5 separate regions of the Mus musculus genome follow, and regions 2, 3, 4 and 5 are each linked to region 1. The links are chromatin loops, found by intact Hi-C in ENCODE. Cell type or tissue: heart. All regions are shown on one strand. Each heading gives the region's core, and the rest is flanking DNA. Links, peaks and the distances in the headings are about the cores only. Region 1 holds the start of Gm33628 (a long non-coding RNA gene). Region 2 holds the start of Degs2 (delta(4)-desaturase, sphingolipid 2). Region 3 holds the start of Wars (tryptophanyl-tRNA synthetase). Region 4 overlaps Evl (Ena-vasodilator stimulated phosphoprotein). Region 5 overlaps Evl (Ena-vasodilator stimulated phosphoprotein).

Region 1 (5,758 bases), core at 444-5,443:
AGGAACAGGAAGGGACAATACAGGTTCCAGCGTTTGGATTCCCCTGTGAGGACCAGGCAGGGAGTCAAGTGTGCTGGGATGGAGGTTTAACAGCCGAACCCTTATCTTATCCTTATGTCAAACATGGAGTCAAGAAAGGACTGGGCGATTTAAGATGCTTGCAGGCAAAGAGGGCCAGGCAGGGGGGCTGACTTCAGACCCTTAGCATCCACATCAAAACCAGGCAAGGTGGGGTAGCTCCATTGCTGGAGGGGAGGGGAGGGGATGAGACAGACAGACAGACAGATCCAGGAGGCTTACTGACCCGCCTGCCGGTCTAGCTGAGAAGGTTCAGGAGGAGATCCCATCTGCAAACAAACAAGGTGCAGAGTGATGGAAAAAGACACTCAGCACTGATCTCTGCTCTTCTCCCGCGCACATGTGTATATGCAGCATGTGCGTCTGTACACACATGTAAACATGTATGCAACTATACATGCAGGTCCATACAAAAATAAAATTGTGTACCTGAGCCCAGCATTGTGGCACAAGCCTGTAATCCCCGGTGCCCTGGAGGCTAAGGAAGGAGGGTCACAAGTGCAAGCCAGTTTGGTTTGCATAGCAAGGCCTTATCTCAAAAACAGAAAAATGTGGGTCTGGGGTATTGAGTAGAATGCTACACTGCAAATTATGGCCCTGGGGCTAAAAACAATAGCAAAGTATGTGCCTACAACTAACGTCATTGAAAGAAAGCACAAAAGGAGAGAAAGAAAATGGAAGCCCCCAAACAAACTCATCTGCCTGTATTTCTCTGAGACCGTAACAGCTCTGCTGCTGGGAGTGGGGTGCCCTGTACACGCAGAGAGTTCAGCCTCCAGTGGGTGGTCTCCAACACAGCTAACTCTCAGCTGTTACTGAAGGCAGTCCCTAATGAAGACGTCAACTCTAACAGCCCATGAAACCTCCAGGCCTGTTTCACGTCTGATCTCTCTCTACCTTGCTAGCTGGTCCATGGAAGCCTCCAGCTCAGTGTCGCAAGTCAGTCAGCCTACACTGTCTGCGAGCCCAGGGAGGAGGCGTCCTGCAGGCAGCCTTCGGGATGCCAACTCTGCCGGGCAGAGTGGTGCACGCCTTTAATCTCAGCACTTGGGAGGCAGAGGCAGGTGGATTTCTGAGTTCGAGGCCAGCTTGGTCTACAAAGTGAGTTCCAGGACAGCCAGGGCTATACAGAGAAACCCTGTCTCGAAAAAACAAAAAAAAAAAGGATGCCAGCCCTGGGACTGAGACTGACTTCAGGTCTAGCCTCTGAGGAGCTTCAGGGCCAGCGCTGAGTCAGCCAAGTTATGTGGAAAGTAGGGTAAGGTGGGGTATACCCAGGAATTCCCTTGAGATCGAGTAGTGTGTCTGGAGAAGGGGACTAAGGGCAGAACGGGGTTCTGATAGGAGGCATCTGTCTCATCCCCGCGGCCTTGGTCAGTGACAGCAAGCACCCGTGGCTGTTTCGGGGGCACTCCTGTACTCCCATTCGCTCTTCCAACCCACCCCAGGGACCCGACTCTTCCTCCAGCTCAGCTCCAGGCTCTCAGCTGACAAGCACGCAGGTGCCCCCTCAGCCTCCCAGTTCTGTTGCCAGGCAGTCCAGCCTAAAGATCTAGGCCAGCCATCAGCCTTTGGGAACCTCCAAGTGCTATACAGTTTCTGTCAAGCCTAGACATACCTGGGAAGACAGAATCTCGCATTACCTCAATCAGGATGGCCTGTGGGCAGGTCTGGGGCGGGCGGGCGGGGGGGGGGCATTTTCTTAATTGCTAATTGATGTAGGATGACATGCTATCTTTGGGCAGATAGGCCCGAGTTGTATCAGAAATCAAGCTTAGCAAGCCTTGGGGAACAAGCTAGAAAGCAGCGTTCCCCCATGCTCTCCGCTTCAGTTCCTGTCTGGGCTTCCCTCCATAGTTGACATAACACAACCACCCACGCCAGGTTGCTTTTGGTTAAAGTGTTCTTTCACGGCAAGAGTAAAGCTAGCCGGGACCCCAGGGAAAGTACGCAGGCGCAGGCATCAGCTAAGGTGTAGTTCCTAAGCTATATTTGTGTCCACACAATGTTGAGTTCCTACTGCATACCAGACCCTCTATCTATCTGAAGGGGAGAGAATCCTGAAAAGCAGTTCTGTATGGTACCAGAAAAATCCCGAGGGAGCACAGCGCAGCACACACACACACACACACACACACAGCCCAGCATGCACTGCTACTGAAGTGCAGTTAGCAGGGAGGAAGCCAGGCGGAGCCACAGAGCAGACTACGGAGAACAGCAGGCCAGTGCAGGCCCCGCCTCTCTCGCGGCACGTGACCAGACTAGCCAATGCCTGCGCGGGGTGGGTCTGCTGGTCCCAAAGCACCGCCTCCCGGGTGCTCGAACGGGAAAGAGACGCCAGCAGGAGGCGCCACGGGGCCACGGCCCGACCGTGCGTGCGCTAACAAGTCATCGGGTCCACGGTTCCTGAGGTCGCAGCCTCTCCGCCTGGTTTGGGTTTCCGCGGGGCGTGGACGCTGAGAGGATTGCTTCCCCGTTGCGAGTTCGCTTGAGTTGGGGACGCGATGGCGGAGTGGCCGCGCCCCTGTGTGTCCCCAGCTGAGGATGTCCCTGCCTAGGGTGCGTACCGTTTACCGCCAGTCCTCACCTCTGAAAATGAGTGCGACTCAGTCTAATAAAGGTAGCCGTGCTGAGCAGGGATTTGGAGGACAGGCTCGGAAGGGAGTGGGCCAGGGAAGCCACACACCCAGGAACCCTTGGCTAAGCACAAATGGGAACTGACCTGGACGCACCTGGGTCATGGCTCCCATCCTGCTGACAGGAAGGAAGCTTAGAGAGTCACAGAAGTCACCTTAACTTCATTTGCTATAGTATAATTTGTATTTCAGACCCTTCTGCTCAGACTAGATCAACTCTGGTCTTACAGAGTGATTTCAAGGACAGCCAGGGCTACACAGAGAAACCATGTCTCCCAAAAAACCCCAACCTCGCCCCCCCCCCCAAAGTTGCAGGTATAAGGCCTTCAGGTTTTACTTTTGTTAATTTCTGGTTTGATTTACCTCGTGGTTAGAGAATTTAGTCTTACCTATTTTCTGTAGTTTTTATTTCTTAAAAATTGGATTTCTTTTTTAAAAAGATTTATTTATTTACTTATTTATTTATTATGTTAGTACACTGTAGCTGTCTTCAGACACACCAGAAGAGGGCATCCGATCCCACTACAGATGGTTGTGAGCGACCATGTGGTTGCCAGGTTTTGAACTCAGGACCTTCGGAAGAGCAGTCAGTGCTCTTAACCGCTGAGTCGTTTCTCCAGCCCTAATCTTATCTTTTCTTCCCTTTATTTGTGCTTGTGCGTGCACAAATGTGTATGCACATGTGCGGGACTGCTCATCCCACAGAACATGTGTGGAAGCCAGAAGTCGACTTACAGGGTTGCTCTCCTTTCTCCTTGTAGGTCCAAGGGATGGGGTCTAGCTTGTGAGGCTTCCTGGCAATTGTCTCTACTCAATGAGCCATCGTCCTGGTCCCTGACCATAATTTTACGCACCTAATCTTTAGGGGTTGATTCAAATTCTTGCTGCTGGCCTTGCTCTATTCTCCCCCTGGTGTCACTCGGCGGCAAGGTCACATCTTCATGGCCATTTGCGGTTATCTTGATCACAAAGTGTTCATCCTGACTGCATTTCATGTTTGCCTTGGACATGGTTTGCACCTTCTGTTTGTCTGCATCTGCCGATTTGACGTCCTCTCCTTCTCAGTCTTCCTGTTCGCATCCGTGGCTGCTGATTTTAGTCACCTGACTATTTGTTGAATCATTTAGCAGAAATATTTGTTTACTCTGGATACATCTATTTCCTTCTGATACCTTGGTAATTGTATTTATATTAAAATTCTTTTTAATTTTTAAAGTAGTTTTTTTTCCAACTTGCGATATATATTTTTTTAAGATTTATTTATTTATTATATGTAAGTACACTCTAGCTGTTTTCAGACACACCAGAAGAGGGCATCCGATTTCATTACAGATGGTTGTGAGCCACCATGTGGTTGCTGGGATTTGAACTCAGGACCTCCAGAAGAGTAGTCAGTGCTCTTAACTGCTGAGCCATCTCTCCAGCCCCAACTTGCGATATTTTAATGAATACATGATTTTTTTGTTGTTGTTTTTTGTTTTTTTGAGACAGGGTTTCTCTGTGTAGCCCTGGCTGTCCTGAAACTCACTCTGTAGTCCAGGCTGGCCTCAATCTCCCAAAAATGCCTGCCTCTGCCTCTCGAGTGCTGGGATTAAAGGCGTGTGCTACCACGCCTGGCCTGAATACATGATTCTTTAACTTGGCATCATTGATGAGTTGGTTTTGAAACAAGCCATTGATACTAGTTGATATGACTATGGAACTGTCCCTTCTCTTGTGATAACTCTGTGACTGGGGATCAGGTTCTGTTCTAGTCCAGTTTCTGTTCCTGTAACATCCTACAGCAGTATTACAAATGTGGCATTTGTCATATTGCTAACTATTGTAACCATTGCTCACTGGCTCATTGTAACATTGCTAACTCATATCTAGGAGGTCAGGTGTCTGTTTATGTGGGTGAGTGTTTTGCCTGCGTGCTTATCAGTACATCCTGTAATTATCTATCTTGTGTCCTTACATCCAAGTGCTGGGTTGTTTGTTTGGTTTGGCTTTGGTTGTTACTGTTGCTTGGAATATTTTTTTAAATATTTATTTTTATTTACTTATTTATGTGCACATGCCCTCAGAAGCCTGAAGAGGGCATTAATTCCCCTAGAGCTGGAGTTACAGGTGACTGTGAGCTGCCTGGCAGGGCTTGGGAACTGAGCTCTGGTCCCCAGAGAGAGCAGAAAGACTCAGGACCACTGAGGACACTCACGAGTGCTCTTTGGACCCGTTTGTGATTTAGAAATAGGGTCTCATTATATAGCCTCGCTGTCCTCACCCTGCAGATTCCCTCCTCTGAGTGGGCCCGGGTTTAAGATTCCCATTGGAGGGACCATAGGATGGCTTAGCAGGTCAAAGCACTTGCTGTGTGGAGCTTGTCTGAACACCAGAGTTTGACCCCTGGAACTCCATACAAATGCGCGCATGCGCGCGCGCGCGCGCGCGCGCGCGCACACACACACACACACACACACACACACTACTAAGTAAATAAATTAAAACACACACAGTGGCACACGCCTTTAATCCCAGCACTTGGGAGGCAGAGGCAGGCCGTCTGAGTTCGAGGCCAGCCTGGTGGACAAAGTGAGTGCCAGGACAGCCAGGGCTACACAGAGAAACCCTGTCTCGAAAAAACCCAAAAAAAAAAAAAAAAAAAAAAACCAAAAAACCCCAAAAAACCAAAAACCAAAACCAAAACAAAACAAAAAAAAACACACAGTAAAATAATTTAAGAGTCCCATTTTTGAGAGTGGGTGGGTAAAGGAGCGGGGGTGGGGTGTGGTGGGCGGGAGGGGGGAGGGTATAGGGGACTTTCGGGATAGCATTTGAAATGTAAATGAAGTAAATACCTAATAAAAAAATTGAAGGAAAAAAAAAGTCCCATTTTAAGGTCAAATTGATGATATGATGGGTCTCGAATGACAATGGCACAGTTTTGTCCCAAAGCCCCTGCAAAGACCACACAGTGGCCCTACTAAGTTGGAGTTCAAAGGCATTAGGCCTGCCTCCTGATGGACCATTTTTTCCCTGCCCAGGCAACACAAGCCACCCGAAAG
Region 2 (5,758 bases), core at 405-5,404, 55 kb after region 1:
GGCACACGCCGTTAATCAGAGACAGGATTAAATAGATTCAACCATAGATCAAGAGGTAGGGCAAGCAACCAGTTGGCAGAGTGTGAACAGAGAGGAAAATCCACAGAGTTAGAGGAAGTCGGGAGGACAGATAGAGAGATGCACAGGAAGTAGAAAGGCGGGATATTGAGTCTGAGGGGTTTTGGAGATGTGTGGAGAAGGAGAACAGGATGTTAGCTGAGGAGGAGGGTCAGCTGGGCGCTTTCTCTGCCCCTCTGAGCTACCAATCTTTCACCCCAGCATCTGGCTCCTGAGTCTTTATTGGTAAAATCAAACGATTGAGATTTTGTTTAAAACATCACTAGTGATGTTTGGCAAGGTGTCTACCCCTGGGGTGCACTGATGACAGCCTCAGTGATTTATTGCTAGTAACACAAGGAACACCCTGGAAAATGACAATGTGAACCACACATATCACAGAACCGCTCAGCTTGGCATTCCCGTCAGCCACTGTGACTCACGGCACATGATTATATAGCGTGCATTTACCTATCAGCTCATACCAGCATCACTTCAGACTGTGAGATGCATGTGTTACCATGGTGCTTGGCCACACAATGCTTTAGCTCCTTTAAAATCTCACAGGATCATTGCTCCATGTGTGCTAAGACGTGCCTCTTGGAGACACCAGAGATACACACGTATATCTGCAAAACACCCCAAACTCTCTTTCTCCTTTGACAGAGTCTCACCCTGGAGCCCATGCTGGCCTCACCCTTGCAATTCTGACTCAGCCTCCTGAGCCCAGGGGTTACAGGAATGTTGCACCATGTCTGGATACCTCAGTCATCTTTGGCCTCAAAAGTTTTCTCCTCTATGAATTGAGGACACCACCTGGTTGCTTTTCTCTGGGCAGGAGGTGTCTCATGCAAAGCTTATGTTTTCTAACCCCTGACCTGGGCCCGACCAGGAGGCAGGTGGTGCCTGGAGGGCAGAACAGGAACCTAGATAGAGGCATCAAGATGGGTGATCAATGTAAGGCAGTACGTTGACCCTGGCAGCTCTCCAGAACAGAGGTTAGGGGCTCGGTCCAGTTACAGGTCTGCTTGTCTCCATTCCTGCCTGCCTGAGATGTGGCTTTCTCATCTGGCCTCAGATCTCTCATTTGGCAACTGGTGGGATGGCGGCTGAGAGTTTGTTTGTTCATTTGCTTGGTTTTGTTTTGTTTTTTGTTTGTTTGTTTGTTTGTTTGTTTTTGATGTGGCAGTAATGGGCCTCTGGCCCTGGCTCCCATATGCTGCAGTGAGGACAGTGTGACTGAGTGTCTGCCCTGTTGAACTGTGGAGTCATCCGAAGTGCCCGCCGTGCTCCAGACACCGCTGGCTGTCTAAGTCCTCTCCCCCAGCTCTACCTGGGGTTGAGAGTGACCCATGCTTCTAGACTTCCGGAAGATGAAGACTCTGTCTGTCCCATGTCTGCCCTTGGTCTTGTCCCCTGTGCTAGGCAGGGTCATAGAGAGGCCAGGCTCTAAGGCTCTGGAAGAGCAGAAGCAGGGGGAGAGCAGGTAAGAGCTCTGCTGTCACAGACCAAGCCCTCTCCTGCTGAAAGCTCAGAATACCCAAGATACAATTCACAGACCACATGAAGCTCAAGACAAAGGGAGACCAAAGTGTGGGTGCTTCGGTATGTCTTAGAAGGTAACAAAATACACACTGGAGCAAATACAGAGACAAAGTGTGGAGCAGAGACTGAAGGAAAGGCCATCCAGAGACTGCCCCACCCGAGGATCCATCCCATATACAGTCACTAAACCCAGACACTACTGTGGATGCCAACAAGAGCTTGCTGACAGGAGCCTGATAGAGCTGTTTCCTGAGAGGCTCTGCCAGAGCCTGCCATATACAGAGGCAGTTGCTCGAAGCCAACCATTGGACTAATCACGGGGTCCCCAATGGGGGAGTTAGAGAAAGGACTGAAGGAGCTGAAGGGGTTTGCAATCCCATAGGAAGAACAACAATATCAACCAACCAGAGCTCCCAGGGTCTAAACCACCAACCAAGGAGTATACATGGAGGGCTCTGTATATGTAGCAGAGGATGGACTTGTCAGGCATCAGTGGGAGAAGAGGCCCTTGGCCCTAAGAAGCTCGATGCCCCAGTGTAGGGGAATGAGAGGGCAGGGAGACAGAAGTGGGTGGGTAGGTGGGGGCACACCCTCATAAAAGCAGGAGGAGGGGGCATGGAATAGGGGGTTTCTGGGGGGGATGGGGAAAGGGGATAGCATTTGAAATGTAAATAAATAATAAATAAAATATCCAATTAAGAAAAAAAAAAAAAGGATGCCCGAGGCGCCTTACTTCTTAAGCCTTGCACCTGCGGATCCCCTAACCATCAATCTCCTCCCCTTTCTCTGGCTATTGAGCTACTTGTCCTACAAGATCCAGTGCAGAAGCTGCTCCAAGACCAATCTGCGCCATGGCACAGATCACCCTGAATCATGTCTATACCTCCAGCCCTCGTGTTTGACTCTTCTGCATTTTTGTTGTGTCTTTATGTCACTCTGCCTGGACACGCTGGGAAGACGTTGCTGGGGCCTGCCTGTCCCAAGCTCCAGATAGCCCTCTTCCCAGCTTCTTCTCCCCCAACATTCCCACTTACTCCCCTGTGGGGACCCGAACGCCCAAATCAGAAGACCCAGACACCCATGAGTCCCAGCGTGAACTGCGCTCCACGATAAGGCAACCCTGGCGCGGAGACAGGTGTGCACCGGAGCGCACCGCCTACAAGTTGCCTGGGGCTTTGCCACACCGCCAGGAATCCAAGATTACTGGCGGCCCCTGCAGGACTGCCAGGGTGCAGGAGTGACCGCATCTCCCAACCCAGGCCACTTGGGTTCCAGGGGACCACCGCGACCCGCCCCTAGGTCCGCCCACGAGGAGACTTAGCCTCAACTCCGCCCCTTGCCCCCGGCCCCGCCCGGGTCCCTAGGTCCCCGCCCGCGACACCTAGGTATGCTGTGACAGGTGAACACTGCGCAGCGGAGAGCTCGCTAGGGCTCCAACGTCCCCACCATGGGTAATAGCGCGGCCCGCAGCGACTTCGAGTGGGTCTACAGCGACCAGCCGCACACCCAGAGGCGCAAGGAGATGCTCGGTGAGCGCGCGCGAATCTAGCTGGGACACAGTAGCCACAATGGGGTGAATAGGATATGGGCGGGGGACAGTGCGCACGGGGGTCAGGGGTGGTGTGGTGGTGGGCCAGCGCGCCCCGCGGGTTCTTCGCCTGCAGCTAGTATGCGCCTGCTGTGTGCAGACCCTGCTCAGGAAGCAGGATATGCCTTTTTCCTTGGGGACGCGGGAGACCCCGAAGATCCCACCGGAGGATAGTAGCTTTCCTGCGGTGGATCTCTCCGAGGTCCCAGGGTGGGCACTGTCATGCGGATACCCCGCTGCGCGCTGGAGGACGCTACACTCCCTTCTCTCCAGCCATCCCTTTGGCGCTGGAGCATCTGTAAACGCTTGTATTTCATCAGATCAGCAATGCTGTTTCCTGTGGGTTTAATTCGAGTAAGTTTAACTCGCATTTATTCAACGGCCACCTTCAGTTTTAGTTGCCAGCGGCATCCGGGCTGGTCTCCTGGTCTCCAGGTTGTCGTTGGCCAGGTCTTGAACTGATAGGTCTGTTCTTGGAGCTTTCACTTTTTTGACATCTTCCTGACCGGCCCCTAAACTGTGCAAGCTTCCCTGTGACTTTTACATCTTTCAAATTCAGTTTGTGCCTGAGCTGCTGCTGCAGCTGCAATTGAGGGCTCAGGACCTAGAAACTGTTCTGTGGGTTTGTTCTTGTGGTTGTCTCCCACATGTCTGGGTTAGGCATCCTCCCTACTCTTGTGAACTTACCAGGCACAGCAGAAGGGACCTTGGTTCCCCTTCCTGTGCCACAGGAGGAGAGCAGGTGCCTGAGGGTGCTGAGGCTGGAGCAGGGGCCTCCTCAGCTTCTCCCCTGTCTCTCCAGTTTCCCTTTCTGAATTCTCTGGGCACCTGGCATTAGGTAGGGAAGACCTGTGGACAGGGACAGGGACACGTGCTCATGGGATCCAGAAAGACCACACCTGTGTGTGTCTGCATGTGCGGGTGCGCGCGCACACACACACACACACACACACACACACACACACACACACACACACACACAGAGGTGGGGGGGGGGAGGGAGGGACCTGCCAAATGTGGTCACATTCTACATTGCCTGGTACATTGCTAAGAGGATGAGGTAGGCTTCCTGAGGGATGGGAGCGGGTAAGGTATCTGGGACTCTAGGATACATGAAAGGTTCCTGACTCCTAGCTGCACAAGTGGACTTCAAATTTGTGGTCCTCTGTTGTTCTCTGCCTCCTAAAGATGTGCACCGCAGAGCCAAAACTCTCTAGTTCCGTTTGGCTTCAGACTTCCTATAGATGACCTTGATATCTGGATCCTTCTGCCTCTGCCTTCCCACTTGGGGTATTAAAGGCGCCCACCCCCACCCCCAGCATCTATGAAGAATCAACCCGGGGCTTCGCATGCGCTAAGCAGCATTCTGCCAGGGGACCACACCCCAGCCCCAAATCTCTCTTTCTAACCACAAAACCATGAGCCTTAGAACACATCCAGCCTTCCTAGAAGATTGATGGGGGAACAGTGGCAGGGCTGGAGCTGTAGGGAAGTGAGGGGGACGCTCTGGTCCAGGCACAGTAAGAGGGCTATCATCTCTAGGGAGCTCCGTTCATGCCCCTGCTATAGGGCCTCTCTCTGGCTTCCTGATAACCTGTCTGGTTAGTACTGATGACTCTGGATGTGTGTTCTTTCACCTGCTTGAGCTCTGGTCTTTCCTGCTTCGCCAGGCATGGCTCATTGCCTCCTCCTCCAGGAAGCCCCCACCCCACCCCACTGGCTGCTCTGATGGTCATAGCCAAACGGGTGGTTGGTCACCCTGGATTCTGCCTCCCTAACTCCACCGCCCAAGCTCTGGTCTCTGCAGCAGAAATTCTGTGGCTGGCAGAAAGGCTGTTCCTATAGCCAGGGATGAATCATGCCGACAAGAGGAAGTTGGGAAAGGCCATAGGCCATCAGAGAAACTTCCTTACAAAGTTGCTGTTCAGACTTGGGAGGTGATGTGTGAAACACTCTGGCCAGGATCGCCACAAACGTTCACAGGAACTGTTACTTTTAGCCTCCTGTACCTGTTACTGTAGCCTCCTCCACAGGGGTAGACTCACAGAGGATGGGGACAGATGTCATACGGCCCCTTATTTCCCCAGCCCGAGCGAAATCTAGCCCCAGGGAACTGTTCTTTCCCTTTGCTGAGGAGACGCCATTTGCCCTGTGTTGTACAGCCCAGAGGTCTCTGAGGCCTGGCTTGCGCAGGTCTGGATGGGTGACGGCCCACTGATGGCTACATCCAACTCTGCTGCAACCTGACAGGGGCCAGTTACAGAATCTCCCAGGAAGTCAAGGCTAAGAGTTGGCCCCGGTGTTCTGTGATAAGACCGAAGTCCACCTCCTGTTGTCTCCAAGGGCGAGGACATGCTCTCCTGGCACAGTGTCCTAAGAAAATACGATCCCATGGCGGCATCTAAGAACATGCCTTCTGAGCCAGGGCGGCCAGGAAGTTGAGCCATTACACACCAGGCCAGGCCCAGGAACACAAACTCGGGTTTGTTTCTTTGAAGATAAATAGCTTTGTAATTTTGTTTGCTTAAAAAAAAAAAACCATAAAAGCAAGGTACAAACACACACACA
Region 3 (5,758 bases), core at 211-5,210, 140 kb before region 1:
ATTCTAAACATGGCATCCAAATCTGTTTGTTTCACCCCAAATGCATAGGTTCACAGGGTACTAAATTTCCATTCAAAAGTTTTTCCTGGAATTCTGAGCATTCACAAATTTCTATCAGCTAGTTCTCAGTAAGAATTGCTTTGGTCTAAAACTCAGTATTAATTCTGTGAGTACAGACAGAAAGAAAATAAGGATGCTGAGCATATCTCAGCCAGCAGAGGGTGGAGTGGGACAAAGTGCAAGCCTGGGCCATGGACCAGCTAGCCCGCTTCTTTTTTTATGCTTGTGTGTTTGCTGTGTAAGTGTATGCATGCCTATGCGAATGTGCAAACCTGTTCTCCTAAATACAAGGAGGCCAGAAGATGGAGTCCTGTGCTGTTTCACTTTCTATCTATTCGAGACATAGTCTGTCTGTGACCTCTTACAGGTTGAGTTACAAGCAAGTGTGAAATGGCTTGTTACATGGGTGCTGGGATCCAAACTTTGGTCTTCATGATTTCAAAACAAGTGTCTTTAACAGATGAACCTCCCTAGCCCATTACAAGTACTCACTATGTAAGCCAGGCTGGTCTTAGTCCAGTCTTCCTGCCTCAGCCTTCAGAGTGCTGGCATTACAAGTATATATCACCATGTCAGATCACACACTGGGCTCCAAAATTCCACTCAAAGCCTTCCACATCTGTCCCCTAATGGCATTATTTGCCCTAAGAATCCCACTGCCATACAAGTCTGCTCATCATCCAATGCCTGTAGCTATCATTCCTACCAGCAGCTGAATCCAGGCAGGTAACAATGTCCACATTTAGAAACATCTTCGAAAAAGGACTTCTAAAACCAGCTTTCCACTCTCCAACCAAACTAAGATCCCACTAGAGACTAACCACACAGAGATAGACCCATGCTCTGCAAATAATTTGATCTCTACATATTCAGCAGGGAGTTGAGGCCAATCTCCTGGTTCCTCAAATGAAACCCATCTGATTCCCACCACCATACTATATAGAGCTCGGTCACAGCCTGGGTTTTAAGCTACACGGTTATCTGCAGGGTAGACTCACAAAAGAGGCCTATAGCAGATCTGAGGACAGTGTGGCTCATCAGCTCCACAGGGGATAGAAAATGAACGACAGCAAGGGACTGGACACCAGATGCACCACACATAGATTTCATTCTCTCACTCAACATCTGCCACAGTAGGCAAAACAGTAAATGATGTCCTTCATTCATCACACTCCCAAGCCATAGAAAGACAAAAACATCCCTGACTCGTGAGCCAGACGATGTCGTGGACTTGTGAACTCAAAAGGAAAAGGATACAGGGTAGCTGGGCCCAAGACTGCATCTTTTTCTGGAGCTGAGACAGGTCTCAGAGAGACTACACCAGTGTGACGCTCTGAAGAGGTTGAGGGAACTAAGGTGTTCACAATACTGTGACTAAAACAGAACCAATACCAATGAAGAGGAGTCAAGGGTGAGTCAAGAAAACATATATGAAGGGAGACGGCTGAGAGAGATGCACACCGTTTAGGAGATGATGGTAGCCATCTTGTACCCAAGTCCAAAAAATGCCATGAGAAAGGGGGGGGGGGGGAGGTGAAACCAAGAGGAAGAGGCTAAATGGGGGAAAAAGAGGACTGAGGACTGAAGTCGAATACTGAAAAGCTAAAGGGAGCACGGATACATGGGGCAGGGTGTCCTGTGTGCTTAGCTCACTGTCCAAGAAGCCTCAATCTGGATGAATTTGCAGACAGCAAGGTGATGGGGCAGGGAACTGGGAAAGTTAAAGACAGAATTTTCCCGTTCAACACACGGGTCCTAGTTTCCTACTCTGTGTTAGGCACTATGATAGATCTGATGTGGGTAGAAATTCACACGGATCTTGCCCCAGAGGCCATGGATACAGGATGGGAAACAAAAAACAGACACGGGTTTTGAAGGATGAGTAAGTTAGCCAAGCTGTCAACACTAATGGGTAAAGAGTTCAGAGCACAGCACTCTAGGAATGAACGGGAAGAACAGGAAGGCAAGCGGCGAGCTGAGCCCGGCGCTAAGAAGCGAGAAGCATGCGGCCGCCACATCCCGGCCCCCTCCCTCCCGGGCCCGCCGCTCACCACACACACACACACACGGAAGCTCTTGGTCCACCCCTACAACGGTCCGGCCAGCACTCGGGCCGCCCAGTCGCGTTCCACCACGACGCCAGCAATTTCAGCCAATCGGAGATGGTCTCTGCCCTCCTCTGCCTGGACAGCCAATAGCGGCATGCCGAGACCGGAAGTTATTCCAGCCGGCTGGTGTTTCCACGGACGCCCAAGAGGTACCGGTGGCTGAACTTGGGGGTGCTGACTGGTGGGGCCGAAGTGGGGGCCGCCGGTAAGTGAGGAGGGGGTGGTCACTGCGCCGGGAGCGAGGGAGGGATGCCGAGGTGGCGCCGGGGCCTTCGGTTGACGCCCCGGCGCCGCGCCCCGAGGATCCAGCTCGGAACCGGGCTGTCTGTTCTCTGGGCACCTGTACCACGAGGGACCGGGAGGCTGCGGCGGCGCCGCCCACCCAGCCTGTCATCGTTTCCCACCGCCTGGGCTTTGCCCTGTAGGATCTCTTTGCCCTGTACGAAGTGTTTGTAAAGCCCCTGGTGCCCGTTTCACAGATGAGGAATCCTAAAGAGAAGCAGAGAAGGAACGCTACTTGCCCACGGTTTTATGATAGCACACCAAGCTCTATGTCCAACATTAAAAGCCTATCTTTCCGCTGCAGTGCACAACTTCAGAGCAAGGCTGCTTCGGGAAGGCAGTGATGTACAAAGCGATATGCCCGTCCTATTTGTCGCTACACTACACACAATTGCAATGATGCTGTGGGGGCGGGAAAGGAAGAGGGTGGGGAGGTCATATGGCGGTCAACCTGAAGAAAGGGACAGCTGATGCAATGCAATGACAAGTAGCTCCGGGCTCTTGAGAGTTTGGTTGGCCTCAGCCGCCTCCTCCCACGGCCCAAGTAGCTAGCCAGTGGCTGGACTTGCTCTTGAAGAAAGCTGGGCAAATGGCTCAAATGCTTTTGGGAACCTGAGTGATTTCTAGGAAACCCCTCAGTAAGTGAAACTGAAAGGGTGTGGCAAAGCAGATAAGAAAAACAATAGTCTCTTCTAAAAAAAAAAGAAAAAAAAAAAGAAACAAACAAAGAAACTGAAAGGGGAAGAGGAGAGTATTAAAGACCTCCACCCTGGCTGGGCAGTCTCATATGTTCAGCTGTCCAGCTTGAGCACCCTTGGACTACACAGCCAGGGTACGTATTGCCTTCTCTGCTAGGCTAGCAGCGTGTTTTCTGTTGTTGCAGTGGTTTGGTTTGGGTCACCTACCTCATATGAGAGCATTGAAGACTTGAGGAGGGTGTGTGTCTGGATTGGGATGTTGTGCATGTATTTCATCTAGTTGACTCAGGTTCAGGTGATGCCCTGGTTTTGAGTAGATGTGGTGGGTGCCCAGTGACCTGTTTGCATTCAGAGCTTGCCCTTCAGCATCTTCAAAGCTCCGGTTGATCTGGCCTCCTTAAGTGGTCAGTGTCTGAATACGTTGACATTCTTATTGTGACAACAGAGTCTGTAATGTCTGTCTTTGTAAATTAGTGTCTTTCTCTTTTAAGGTAGTATTCATAGGGCTCGGCTTGTAGTTCAACTGTTAAAAGGCTAACTTGGCATGTTCCAGGCTCTGGGTTCAATCTCCAATGCCTTTAGTTGGGAAAATAACCTTTCATTAACTAGACCACCATCATCTATCCCCAAGTTTTGTCTTCTGCGATCATGTCAATCTGCAACTATTGTTATCTACTCTTTGAGACTACAGTTCCAAGGTATCTAGAAAGTTTCCTAGGCCACCTTCTTTCCAAGCTGCCCCTAAAATCGTGTTGCTTTCTTCCCTCAGGCTGCAGAGACTGTGTGTCTTCCCTGTGATGGTTTCCTTATGGTCTAAATCCTTCTCTTTCCTATATGCTCACAGATAATGGGCCCCCTTTCTTTACAAGACTACTGTGTCATCTAGAACAGTGCTATTTTTCCAAATGAGCCATAGATTAAAAGGCCTGCAAAGGAGAGTTACGGGTGGAGGAGCCTTTGTAGGCTTCTCGTCAGAGGCCTGCTGTGAGTGCTCTGGAATAGGCGGTTTGACTTCTTACAATCCCAGTGCTTTTGTTACAGGGGATAATAGATAACTTCCTGGTTATAACCTCTTTCTTTCTTCCATATTGTATTAGTAGTGGGTTAGATAGCATTTCCTTAATAAAGAGACAACCTCCCATCTAGAGCTGATATGGTAAGTCCTCAAGACAGTGATCTTTAACCTTTTGGCATCTTGGATTCCTTCATAAAGATGGTAAACCTGAGCGATTCTTATATCCATTCATCGAGTGAATATGCAAATATTGATATACTTTAAGAGGTTCAAGAATTCCTAGCTAAGCACCTCTGAAGTTAAGCTGAATTCTAAAGGTTAGCAAACAAAAATAGAGGATGGGAGAGCTCTTCATACAATCCAGAGGTAAGTGTGTAACTGCGTGAAGGCAGGAAGATGGTAGCTCTGTTTTCTTTGCCTCAACCATTCCTAGAATATTCATTCAAGAAATTGCCTCTCATTCTCTTGGTCTCCCTCACTCTCTTCCTAATGCACTCACATACACACACACACACACACACACACACACACACACACACACACACACGAGATTTAAATGGTGACCATGCATGAGCAACCAGGAAAACAGATTTCGAGTGTTGTTTCCTCTGTCTGATTAGTTTATATGCCTCTTCCAAGTCAGAGTTCTAATACTGAAGAGATAGGTGCTCCCCTACAACGTGGGTCCTGAATGCAGATCCGGTTCCCTAGCTGATTACAGCAGCTGCCATCCCTGTTGCAATAGAAAGAGAGTAGCTGTCCCAGGCTCACTCACTCATTCTCCCCGGCACTTTTTCTAGGAGTTGAGTGCAATTCTGACCACAGCTGATTACAGTCTTTGCAGAGCCCCACATTTGTGGAGAAGTGGGGTAAACAAAGGCAAGTACAGAGGTAACCAGAACAGGGCAGATGTTACAGTGGGCAAAGAAACTAAAGGTCTGAGACCTAGAGGAGACCCAAGGCAGTCTTCCTGGCTCTCCCCAGATCTTAGAAGGTATGACTCAGTGCCAGAGCATTAAACCAGAGATAACCTTAGATCCGACTGACTCAGTTATCAACTAGAACAAACACTGGTATTTTTTATATTTGCTGGGTTTGGAGGAGGTTTGTTTTATTTTTTTTTTTCTTTTTTGAGAGGGTGGGGATGTCACAACAAGCTCTTACTATATAATTCTGGGCTACTTTCTGTAGCCCAGGCTAGCCTAAAATTTACCAGTCCCCCTATTCAGCAGATTTGGAGTCGTGCACCAACCACCACGTCCAGCTAAAACCTGCACTTACAAAGAAGATAAGAGAACAGCCTAGAGGAGGAGGCACTTACTGATTCAGGAGAGTCACTCATAGTAAATAGCAGAAATATATGCTGGTTTTCACGAATTACAATTCTATCAACTCTACAGCAGAGGAAGTGCTACAACAAAGTACGACATGTTCCAGAGTCCCAGGCCTGCGGTTGGTAATGGCTGTGAAAAGCTGAGGTTGACTCTCAGAGATAGCAGAGCCCAGACAAAGCGGGGTGGGAGGGAAGCATTCCTGGACAGGAGGAAGGAGAGCAGGACTCTGAGAGCCATGATTGAGGCTCTGACACTAGAGAC
Region 4 (5,758 bases), core at 310-5,309, 68 kb after region 1:
CTTACTCCTACTATGGACCCCTCAATTGGATCACCTTCAATGTGGGTTACCACATGGAACACCACGACTTCCCCAGTATCCCCGGTTACTACCTGCCACTGGTAAGTGCTCAACCCAGGCTGAGCTGGCATGGGAGGAGTGGGGAGTGATGGGAAGGGCTCTGGCTATTCCCTGGCTGCCTTTCTTTTGTGTGCTTGTAAGGGGATGGTTATACACTTTTGGAAAAGCTATACCACGTAAGCCAGTGACTGGAGATGGAGGAGGCAGATCCATAGAGGGCAGAGTTTCCTAAGCGAGTGCAGGTTAGCAGCTTAGGTTAGTATACTGCTGGAACCTGGCTGATGGGCTCTGGTGTGTTCCTGGTCAAGTGCTTGCCCCATTTTCAGCTTCCTTTTCTGTATCAGTGGACACTGTGAGAAGTACCCTGCTTCTTACCTCCTGCCTGTGGGTGCTAATTTCTTATCACAGCCTTGGGACAGTAGAGGCATACTGTGCCCCGCTTGGAGCTGGCCAGGCAGCACAGGTGTGGATCTTGTCCTTGCATCCTATGGGTTCTGGCTGTAGTGACAGGGAGGGGAAGCTAATAAGAAGGGAAGGGAGACTGAGGTGGAGGAGGGGTGTTGAGGCTGAAATAGAGGGACTGGAGGTTTTGAATGTTAGGTAGGTGTGCAAGGGGCAGCAGTGGGGGAGGGGGCTCCTGTTCTGAGTATGTTTGTGTATGCCCTCCTTGGGTGCCGTGTGTGTGTGTGTGTGTGTGTGTGTATGTGTGTGTGTGTGCATGTGCGTGTGTGCATGTGTGTGTGTGAATGTGTCTAGTATGTGTACATTGATGGGCTGGATGCCTTTGGTTGTCCCGGTGATGTGTTCATGCAACTACGAAGCTGTCTGACCCCTCCACAACAGTCACACTCAAATATACATTTGAAATGAGGGCAGAGGTTAAGAGGAGGGGACAGTACATCTCAGGAGCCAAGCCTGAGTCTCGACTGAGGCCGCCTCTGACAGGAGCCTTTCACAGAGCACTTGCTCTCCACAGGAGAGAAGGCTGTCTGCTGGGCCCACTAGACACAGTGATGGCTTCCCTAGGAAGGCAGGAAGACAATCTCTCCAGCACTGCGGGAGTTTGGTTATATAGGTGCTGTGGCTGCAGCACTCCCTGGGGGAAGTGTGATTGCTCAGGAAACAGTGAACGGTGGTGAGGCTCGGAGGCTGGCAGAGCACAGGATGTTGGAGTGAGGGATGAGGGTAGGACCCAAGGCCGGCAGGGCGTTGGTCTCAGAACTCTGCAGGCTCATAGAAGACACACCCTGATTACGTGTATGAGTGTGTGTGTTTACTCACTAACCAGTCAAGGTGCAGTCTTGACCCCAACCCCTTTCCACAGGTGCGGAAGATTGCACCTGAATATTATGACCACCTGCCGCAGCACCACTCCTGGGTGAAAGTGCTCTGGGACTTCGTATTTGAGGACTCTATGGGACCCTACTCCAGGGTTAAGCGCAAGTGTAAGCTGGCGAAGGACCACCTGTGAGCCCTGCCGACCAGTAGTCCAGATCGAGCAGCCATACGCCTCCTGCCCGTGTGCCTGCATCAGCTTCTGCAGTCTAAGCTGCTTCTGGGTCTGTTGTGCCCAGCAAGTAGATAGATACAGAGTAACCAGGCTTACCTGAACTTTCTGGGTCTTAGCTATGACTGACCAGGTTACGGAGCAGGCAGTCCCACGGAGCTGCCTTCCTCTATGCCCGAAATTAAATCTAATATGCCTTTATAGTCTATGTGTTTTCCTTCTTTTGGGCAGGATGGAGTCTTGGCCTGAACCTGGGCTCCCAGAGAATGAAGCCTGAATCCAAATAGGTTGAGTCCAGCACCTGTGTAGCTCCTTTTAGCAAGCCCCATGCCCAAGTCACTCCCTTAGGCTCTAGAAGGCCCGAGGCATCCACCAATGTGGAGGAACATCTATGTATGGGCTGCTGAAGGGCCCTCCCTCCATGCCACGAAACAGTTCCACTTTAGGCCCTCTGACTTGTGGAACCCTAGGCTCGGCTAGGGTCAGGCTGGCAGCATTGAGTCCATATATCTGAACAGGGCCAGGTCACGTTGACGGCATGGGGTTCATCTCACCCCATCCTACATGGAACTGGCTCCCAAGTCAGATGGCTGGCTGGGCTTGTGTGTGAGTCAGGGATGGGGCACAAATACTGATGTGATGGCTTATCTGTGGTTAAAGAGGCAGCCTTAGTGACTAGACCAGCCTTAGGCTGGACCATGGTTGGTCCTGATGTCCAAAACAGGTAGCAGCAGCGTGCTGGAAGAGGATGCCTTGGTAGAGAGACACAAGAGTGGGTCCAGCCTTACCGCTCCCACTATAGCCTAAGCTTGAGGTGGCAGGCTTGACCAAGGACACCACCACAAAGGAGGCCAGGGAGGGAGGGTGTGCCACAGCCATTGCCTCATGCTTAGGAGTGGCCTCTGTGGTTCTAGGAACAGGTGGCCCTGAATAGTGACTGAGATGACTTAGAAGACCTGGTCTAAGGACTCCTGAGATAGGACTTTGAGCCAGGGCAGGTAGCCCCGCCCTGTGCACACAGGCTAATCCAGGGACGGAGGGGAATGCCAGTGAGGCCAGCTGCCACCCTAATCTCCTGGATGTGCGTCACTTCAGCCAGGCCAGCCAGCCCTCTTCTGTAGATAGTGTCATAGGCTGTGTTGAGACGCCCTCTCACGTCGGAGGCTGGTATGGGGCTTAACTGTACTTCCGAAGGTGCCGTGAACGAGCTGTGCTGAGGGCATTTTGACAGATGCTGTGAGGGCTATAGCAATGTTCCTCTCAGGAATGTGGGGTGTGCTGCCTTGGCCAGGCCTCCTAAAGCTGCTCCGTTTTTTTTCTCTCACATTCCTGGCCTTTAGGATGACTGGAACCCAGTGAGAAGAGATGTGCTGTAGACCTCACCCCAGCCTCTCCTACCCAGCCCCAGCACTGAGCAGGCACCCTGTTCTAAGGTCCTGGTGGCCATTGGAGTTCACAAGGTCCCCATGGCTACTCTCCTGGCCATATTGACATGACCCTTGACATCAAGAGCCAGAGGCTCCCTGTAGCCACAATGGAGATTAAGTGCTGGGACCCTCCCTGGGTGGCCATGGATTGTTTCTGGCAGTGTCACAGGAATCAGGGAGTCTGGGTGGTGGAAGCCTCCTGTGGCCTCACTGAGCCTCAGGACCACTTCTGACACCTGACACAATGAACATGGAGTCCTCACAGCCCACCCACCTGAAACACTGGGGCTGTGTGCAGGACCTGGGGCTCAGCTCTACCAGTAGGAGGTGCCTGGTAACCTGTCTACCCTCCTGGGGCTGTTTTGATGGAGCCCAGCTGCTTTCTGAGGCCCCCTCTTTCTCCTGTTATCCTCGCATGCTCTGGCCTGCACATTTCCACCAGGGCAGCCAAGAGCCGGCGCGTGAGAGTGAGCCAGAGCCTGAGTTTGGACAGTGAACAGTTTATTATTGTGTGGACACAACGCGCACTGCGTGGACAGACAGACTGCAACACCGTGGCTGCTGGAGCTGTGCTGCATTCTGACAGCTCTGTGGCATGGAAAGGCCACACTGCACCCAGCTGCTCCCTGTCAGCTGAGGCACCAACAGTGTCACCTAGGAGAAAACTTGGAAGCCATCTAATAAAGCAGGTGATTTGGGGGTGTTCTCTATAAACCAAAGGAACGTACACTTAAATAAGCAAATATAAAATACAAAAAAAAGAATAGACCCGGTGTTCTGTGTCAGATACACTAAAAAATCCAGGAGTTGAAGTTTGTTTCCTCATTTTAAGATTGTATCACAGGTTGAGACTTAAGTACATCCCAGCTTCTGCAGGCTCGATGCTCGCTGGGGCCAGCACGGCTCCTCGCAATCCTCCAGGACTGGTGCCATCTTACGTGGTGCTGATCCCACTTAGCTCCTGCCTGATGGCTAAGGGCAGGACAGGAGAGCGGGCTCAGTGTAGAAGGAAGGACCCTGCTCAGGCTGCCATGGGCACACATGGGCTAGAGGCCCAGCAGCATGGCAGCTCTGATACAGACCTTTGGGGAGGAAACCTAGCCCTCATGGGCTTCTACCCACTAAAGACAGGAACGTGAAAAAGCCAAAAACTATGCCTCACCCCAGAGCTGGGTTGGGCTGCTTGTAGGAGGGACCCAGAGTTTCCCTGATTCTGACATCCACTCAGAGGTGTATGTGATAGAGCGGGAGTCTCTGGCTGCAGAGCTGTTATGGACTATGCTAGTACCATGGCCTGGCCTTTCTCCTCTAGGACAGGTTCTGTTCTGGACACCTGAACATCTGTTAAGTCCTCCCAAATGCCTCCTTTCTTCTTCCGGCCCCCTCATTCTGCACCCCATTGCTTAGCTCCCCACACTCTCCCTCCCTCTTTCACAGGCCTCTGGTATCCTCCCAGTGGACAGACATGGCTGGAGCAGGGTCACCGTTAAGTAATGGGATCTCTGCAGGTTCAGGACCCTCACATACTTTCCAGGGGCTCAGAGCATGGACCTACACGGTGATGGCAGGCAGTGACTGAAGCAGTGACAGGAGAGCAGTGACTTCTGTGCCCCTGCCTCCCTGCAGAGGGACAGTACTCATCATGTCTTACCACTCCCTGTCTCTTCCCAGGTAGCTAGCTGTCTTGAAGATGGCCTGTTGCACTCAGTGTTTCCTACTCAGCTATTTTCCCAAGTGCCAGAAAGGGAGCCCCTCCCAAACCCGCCCTGCCCTGCCCCACCCGGAAGCTGGAAGTGCCTGGCAGCCAACTATTCTTTAGCTGTGCTGCTTCCTTCCCTGCATTCATGAACGCTCAGACCTGTATTCCAGTAGGACTGGACAGACAGGACTTGCGCCCTCTGTGGCCAAGGGTTGTAGCTGCTATAGAGACTGGCCACCAGGTCCTCACAGTACATCTTCCCCATGGGAGTCTGTCATTAGCTGCCCCTCTGGCTTCATAGGCCTTTCTAGGACAATCACTGCTGCTGGCCTGGGAACCAGTGAGAAGCGAGGCAGCACGTGGGCAGCAGGCATAGGTGCAGACGCAGGCTATGATTTGCTGCTCTGTTCCAGCCCAAGTCATCCCTCAAAGGCCCTGGTGGGGTCAGGTGCGACACAAGGGTCACAGTCTCAGTTTTTAGTTTCCCAGAGCTCTTCTGGGAAGGAGAGAACACCATGTCTGCTCATACACAGGATCATGCAGGCTGTAAGGAAGCTCATCGCCCTCCTGAGGCAGCATTGGCAGGGCTGGGCAGGCAACAGATGTGAACAGGAAAGGACAGAAACTAGGGGGTGTTTCCACACCCACCCTCTCCTGCACACGTGATCTGAGAGGATGCTGAGGAGAGGGAGGTCTCAGACACAGAAGCCACACCCAGCGAGAAATGCAGTCTTGGTAAAGCACTTTGTTTTTCTGCACCTGTTTCCAGGGCTGCTCACTGGGGCGAGTGGGGTGCTGGGAGGGCAGTGAGCGCACCCTGGCTGAGGTCCACTCACCATCAATGATCTCCTCCTTCACCTTGTGCAGCTCCCGAACCACCTCCTCCAGGATCTCCTGCTGGGCAGAGCCTCACAGTGAAGGGACAGACGCTGGCTCCAGGGGTATGCTGCAGGGCTCTTTCCCTCAGCCTGGCCCTGGGCAAACCCTGCCCTCACCACCCCTCAGTTTATGATGGCTGCCCACAGGGAGGGGTTCCAGAAGCAGGCTGCAGGGAACTCAGACTCT
Region 5 (5,758 bases), core at 439-5,438, 140 kb after region 1:
CTGCTCTGGCATACAAAGGTACAGCAGGATTTTCCTTCACGAGTCAGATTGTATCATGGAAACACTTAAAGTGATTATATCAACAAGACAAGACTTTAGACATTCCTTTAAAAATAGCAAAAGAAAAAAAAAACAACAACAACAACAAAAAACAGATGGCCACATCTGAGCACAATTTAAAAAATGAAGATGGGGAAAAAAAGGAAGGAAGAAAGAAAAGTCCAAACACTACTGAATGAAATTTAACATTTTGGAATTATGCAAAGAAACACTTAATCCAGAGATGTGTCAGAAAACCAAAAAGTTAACTCACTTAGAAATCCAAGGTGTGTAATAAAGGGACTCAGAGAAACATGATCTCTGACTGAACGTCATCAAATACACCCCCAAAACAAAACCAAGCAGAACAAAATTTAGAATGAAATTCAAGCTGGGAGTGGTGGTGCACACCTTTATTTCTAGCACTTGGGAGACAGAGGCAGGTATGTTTCTGTGAGTTCAAGCCCAGCCTGGTCTACATTCCCAGCCAGTTTTAGGATAGCCACAGCCAGAGCTACTGGAGAGATTCTGTCTTAAAAATCAAACAAACAAACAAACAAACAAACAAACAAACAAGGAAGGAGAGAGGAATGAAAGAAGAAAGGAAGAAAAAAGAAAAGAAAGCCAGTCAAACAAGAAAGCCTTATTTAAATTTCCAGCTCTTGGAGAACCTAGAGAGCTCGGATGCAGAATTCACCGTCTTGCTGGGCAGTGGCCCAGTGGCAGTCTGAGATGTAGGTTAAGCTCTGAACTCTAGGTACCTGAGAGGTATAATGGTCACACTGGAGCCAACACTGGAATCCCACTCAGATGGAAGGCACACCTATACTGTGTTCTTCTGACTCAATGCAGAAGGATGAGGAACTATGTCCTTTGAGCTGAAAGTGGTGTACACACTTCTAATGCCAGCACTCAGGTGTGGAGGCAGGAGGATCAGGATTTCAAGGCTAGACTTCGGTACATAGTGAGTGCAAGGTTAGTCTGGGCTACTTAGGACCCTGTCTCAAAAAGCCAAAATAAACAAATAAGGATGTTTATAGGCCACATGAATTTTTACGCTCAATCATTTTGTTGATTCCTGAACCTTTGAAAACCTACTACCACACACTTCCTGTTCTCATTAGTTGAGTTAATTCTGCCTAACTTAGTAAGTTCAGCAGCTTTATCAAACTCCTCAAAGACTTTCACGATTGAAAATGAGGCCTCCAATTGGCAGCACAGTTCCCTTCCCTTTCATTTTTTTCATTCTGCTGTGTAACAATGACTGGCAGGAGGCAGGAAGTTAAAGACAGACTAGAACAACATCAGTATTGGGAAGCCAAGCCTACCCAGCTCTGCTCAAGGGAGCTGGGATGGAAGCACCCTAAGTGTTGTCCCTGTCACCTTCCGCCTAGTGAAAAGTTAAATAGTAGGATACAGGTTAGATTCCTTAAGGGTTGTATGGGAATTCAGAAGAAAAGAGAAACATAGAGGGCCACTGAGGTTGGAAAAGGAGCTGAGGAGGAGTGTGACACAGGCCCGGGCTTTAGATGATGTCATTAAGGAGAGAAAAGAGCACCAACAAAAACCATGGGTTTAGACAGAGAGCAAAGAAGATGCACAGACCCACACCTAAAGCAGGTCTCCTACTCTTCAGTCTCTAAGATGGGCCTGCCTGTGTAGCCCAGTAGCAGCCCAGGCTGGCCTCAAGCTGGTTATCCTCCCTCAGCCTCCCCAGTGCTAGTACTCCAAGTATACACCATCAAGCCTGCTGTCTTTTGGAGAACAGAAGCTAAACTGCTAGCTCCGTTTCAAAGAAGGGCAGAAAGACCACCAAGGGCTTTATGTGCAGCAGAGGAGAAGCTGGACCAGAAATGAGCAAAGTTCTGAACTTTAAATTGGGAAGGATTGTCCCCAGAGCAGCAGGACCTGTTTAGCTCCTTCTTGCCTGTTTTTAACGGAAGCTGCCTTTAACTTTTCAGCCATGAGCAAACATGAGCTGACCCACACTGTTCATACCAGGAATCTTACCAAATGTGTCTACAGTTGAAGACAACGGGGAATAAAATGTAAAGGTGCTAAGTCCTTATTTCATGGCTTGGGGTCTGCTCTGAGGTGTATTTGTGTGTGAATGTGTCCTCTCTCCAGGAAATCCTTTTCTACTATGTACAATGCTGCTCTGTTTTTGAGATGGAGTCTTACTAAGTATTTATTGTTGGCCCAGAACTTGCTGTAGACCAAGATGACCTCAAACCTGCAGTAATCCTCCTGTCTCTCAGGGGTTTAGGAGTGACCTGTGTTTAGATTACAATATCCCCCACTTTCCCCACCCCAATTGAGAACCTGTACAAGGGTTCTCAAGTTAAAGTCACTCTTTAAAGCTCTTCTCTAGCTCGTGTTAAAAGAAGACCCACAATCCTATCAAAGCAGTAACAATACAATTTGCTTGAACAGCTCTCATCAGAGAAATCTCACTTTCATTAAGTCTCCTTTCAAAGGAACAGGCTGTCCATATCACCTGTCTGGTGCAGCCATAGCAGGTCAATAGACCTTGTTTATTATCGAGCTCTGGAGATAATGAGAGATGATACAGGTTCCGAGAAGGCTAACGCTTGGAGTTGGTCTCTGGCCCCATTACCTTAGCCAGAAAACCCCACAGCTCATTTGTCAACAGTAATGGAATCACTTAACCTCAGACCTGGGAGCCTACATGCCGACTAAGCAAAGACCCCAGCTCTCCGCTGACTGGTCATACTGTGTTTGTTTCACTTGCTCATAAACACTGCATCTGCAAACAGGATCATCTTCCAGGGACTAGTTTTTAGCATTCTAAATCTCAACTCTCAGTGGGTAGGAAGACATTAGAAATGTTGTCTGTACAACGTGCTGGCCTTTTCCCTCTCTCTAGTAAATTTCAGATCCGAGACAAGGGTCTGCTTCTTTCAGTAAATAGAGACTTATGACTCAGCAATACACCGACTAGCCTCTAAATTCCAGCCACCTTGGGAGAGCTTCCTCTGAGGGAGCAGTAAGTAACAGCCCCACTTAAAGTCAGGGGAATTAAAGCACAATGAACTTACATCCTTGGGGTAAAGGGCGCCCTCTGCAGGGCACAGAGAAGCCACCACAGCCTGGGAGAGAGCATCCAATAAAGCCAGCTCATCCTCTGCTCCCCACAGTCAGCTCCTATACTCTACCACCAACCTCACAAGTCACTGGTCAAGGGTTCACTCCAGGAACCTGGAGGGCTGCCACTCTCCTCCAGCCCTGAGTTCCAAGGTAGGATTCTTATCCTTGGCTGCTTCATCCCAAGCTTTGGATGTCTTCAGCAGCTCCTGTGGATAGTGAGCTCTGGAAGACATGTTCATACTTGCTATTTTCAGCCATGGCGTCTATTTAGTAGCTTTTCAGGAAATGTCAGGTGAATGGTCACTCTAAGAGCAGAAGGACCCCCGCCCCATCTTCCCACCTCCAAAAAGGCTCCTCCTGGAGTTGGTAGAGTTTACAAAATGGGAGCAACTTCTAAACTCTAAGTCACTGCCAAAGGCTACATGGCTCTGAGGTGGTATTCTAGAATATGTTGGGACTCATATCACATCATTTCATTCCTTCAGGTAATGAGTTTTGTTCTGTCACCTCAGATTTATTTGTTTTTAACGTAAGAGAATACTAGAATGGGCCAGTACTGGGGTTGTTAGCACCGAGCCAGATAAGCGCTAACAGATTCAGCCCTCACTACTTCCCAAACACAGAATACAAGCAAAGCAATGCTTCATCACCCACAGGAGTCCTTCTACACATGACTCCCAGGCTGCTTTAATAAGACAGGTAGCCAGGTGAGATGACTTCTTGGAGTCACAGTGTCTGTTTCTCCTGTAAGCACTGACGTCAGTCTCTGGGTTGCAGACCCACGGCCCTGCCTCTAGTTGAGTAAGCTCACCATTAATTGAGGCAGACTGGAGCATTCTGCCTTGCCATTTTGGCAACTAACTTGTTTGTTTTGCTTGTGGCTTCTAAGTTACTACCAAAACCATGGTATTAGTGAAGATCACCTGTATTACTCTGTTCCCAGCCCCCGTCCTTACTTTTTTTTAAAAAAGATTTATTTATCATTATACTTAAGTACACTGTAGCTGTCTTCAGATGTGCCAGAAGAGGGCATCAGATCTCATTGCGGGATTAGGGTGGTTGTGAGCCACCATGTGGTTGCTGGGATTTGACCTTAACTCCCTACTCTGTGCTGATTTCCTCCAACCAGGTGCTCCTACTGTTTCCTGTAAAAACCCACATGGTGGCAAACCTGAAAAGGATCTAGGAAATCAAAGAGTGGGCCTCACAGTCCGGCTTGGTTCAAATTCTGTCAGCAGGTATCTAACATCTCCTAGATGAATGGTGGTGATAGGTGTTAATATAACCTCTTGGGCTGGGCAGTGATGGCGCACGCCTTTAATCCCAGCACTTGGGAGGCAGAGGCAGGCAGATTTCTGATTTCGAGGCCAGCCTGGTCTACAAAGTGAGTTCCAGGACAGCCAGGGCTACACAGAGAAACCCTGTCTCGAAAAAACCAAAATCAATCAATCAATCAAACAATCAATCAATTAAAAAAAATAACCTCTTGACTTGAAGCACTCATGTTTCTGTAGGGCCGAGTCTACAAACACCAAGTAGGGCATGATCATTTGCTCCAATCACTGTGCAGAGATGAGGCATAGAGATGTGGGGAGTAGGAAGAGTCAGTCACTATCCAAGAGGATACTCTGTTCTTCCGCTGTCCTGTCTTCCTACAACTATGTGTGTGTGACAGGCACTATGATAGATCCTGGGATCCCAAAACAGTCTCTGAAAGGTTGTACTGACTGCTAAGACCTAAGCCAATTAACAAAATGTTACTGCAGACATGCAAAATAGGAAACTGACCAGACCTCACTCTAGCTGCTGGGCTGACTTTATGTGAATTACCTAACCTTTCTCAAATTCTACTCTCATTTCCTTTATTTATTTAACACATTCACTAGAGCCTATTACACACATACATACACACACACATACATACATACATACGTACAACACTTGAGTGAAGGCCTAGAAAGAAGACAGAATGCAGGGATGAGGGCTAAACATCACACGGCTGGTGTGGCTGGAGTGACAAAGGCCAGGAGTGCTGCGCACTGCCAAGCTTAGTAGGCCAAGACGTGCCAGGCATCATACGTGTCGGGGCTCTCCCCTCAGCGAGGTTAGAACGCAAGATTGACATGACTGAGTTTGGGTGAGACTACAGGAACAGACAGAAGCCTGGAAGAAAACACTGCAATGGAGAGTCAGGGAAGACATGGGCAGTCTAGTCTAGCAATGGGAGTGGCTGGGTACACTTTGAGGGAGAGCAGACAGATGAGATGCAGGAGTAAGAGGAAGGAGTAGGCACTGGATGGACTGGGGATGACTCTAGAAAGTACAGGCTTGAGAAGAGTGAAAGAATCGGGGCTGGCGAGATGGCTCAGTGGTTAAGAGCGCCGACTGCTCTTCCGAAGGTCTGGAGTTCAAATCCCAGCAACCACATGGTGATTCAAACCATCCGTAATGAAATCCGATGCCCTCTTCTGGAGTATCTGAAGACAGCTACAGTGTACTTACATATAATAAATAAATAAATAAATCTTAAAAAAAAAAGAGTCAGTGCTAAATGGGAAGTACTTATCAGACTTCCTGTACTGATGTCAAGCAAACAGCCAGAATGATGGAT

The links. Hi-C counts contacts between places; a loop is a spot of excess contacts. Peaks named below come from ENCODE experiments on the same cell type or tissue, not always from the same donor. Only the 100,000 strongest peaks of a DNase experiment are listed, where the experiment ranks them.
Region 2: it touches region 1 in a loop (7-fold over the local background); 10 of 42 quality-filtered maps call a loop at or near these places.
Region 3: it touches region 1 in a loop (3-fold over the local background); 8 of 42 quality-filtered maps call a loop at or near these places.
Region 4: a loop joins it to region 1, with 3 times the contacts of the local background. A loop is called at or near these places in 8 of 42 quality-filtered maps.
Region 5: it touches region 1 in a loop (7-fold over the local background); 28 of 42 quality-filtered maps call a loop at or near these places.

Annotation. Positions count from the first base shown.
Region 1 is chr12:108,754,689-108,760,446 of GRCm38, reverse strand. Gm33628 (a long non-coding RNA gene) reads left to right here and starts at 2,256. Exons shown (of 2, transcript XR_381913.2): 1 at 2,256-2,637; 2 at 3,476-3,932. In heart, for the core only: CTCF peaks have their summits at 2,361 and 4,795 (motif pointing right); a DNase peak (open chromatin) is centred at 2,336; H3K4me3 peaks cover 1,098 bases; H3K27ac peaks cover 1,155 bases.
Region 2 is chr12:108,699,534-108,705,291 of GRCm38, reverse strand. Degs2 (delta(4)-desaturase, sphingolipid 2) reads left to right here and starts at 2,986. Exons shown (of 3, transcript NM_027299.5): 1 at 2,986-3,131. The coding sequence starts at 3,050. Gm40572 (a long non-coding RNA gene) reads left to right here. Exons shown (of 4, transcript XR_872978.2): 4 at 1,247-1,768. In heart, for the core only: a CTCF peak has its summit at 2,818 (motif pointing left); no DNase peak of the experiment used is centred there; H3K4me3 peaks cover 1,180 bases; H3K27me3 peaks cover 4,939 bases.
Region 3 is chr12:108,890,684-108,896,441 of GRCm38, reverse strand. It overlaps Wars (tryptophanyl-tRNA synthetase), which reads left to right and starts at 2,268. Exons shown (of 10, transcript NM_001164314.1): 1 at 2,268-2,373. It overlaps Wdr25 (WD repeat domain 25), which reads right to left and starts at 2,170. Exons shown (of 7, transcript NM_177602.3): 1 at 2,129-2,170. In heart, for the core only: a CTCF peak has its summit at 213 (motif pointing right); DNase peaks (open chromatin) are centred at 2,221 and 2,901; H3K4me3 peaks cover 2,300 bases; H3K27ac peaks cover 1,537 bases.
Region 4 is chr12:108,686,237-108,691,994 of GRCm38, reverse strand. It overlaps Evl (Ena-vasodilator stimulated phosphoprotein), which reads right to left. Exons shown (of 13, transcript NM_007965.3): 12 at 5,530-5,587; 13 at 3,479-3,966. The coding sequence ends at 3,929. Degs2 (delta(4)-desaturase, sphingolipid 2) reads left to right here. Exons shown (of 3, transcript NM_027299.5): 2 at 1-101; 3 at 1,385-1,773. The coding sequence ends at 1,531. Among named protein-coding and RNA genes, the nearest start is that of Gm33467, 3.5 kb to the left of the region's middle. In heart, for the core only: CTCF peaks have their summits at 2,718 and 4,900; a DNase peak (open chromatin) is centred at 4,924.
Region 5 is chr12:108,610,661-108,616,418 of GRCm38, reverse strand. All of the region lies in intron 1 of Evl (Ena-vasodilator stimulated phosphoprotein), which reads right to left. Among named protein-coding and RNA genes, the nearest start is that of Mir342, 45 kb to the left of the region's middle. In heart, for the core only: a CTCF peak has its summit at 3,128 (motif pointing left); a DNase peak (open chromatin) is centred at 3,158.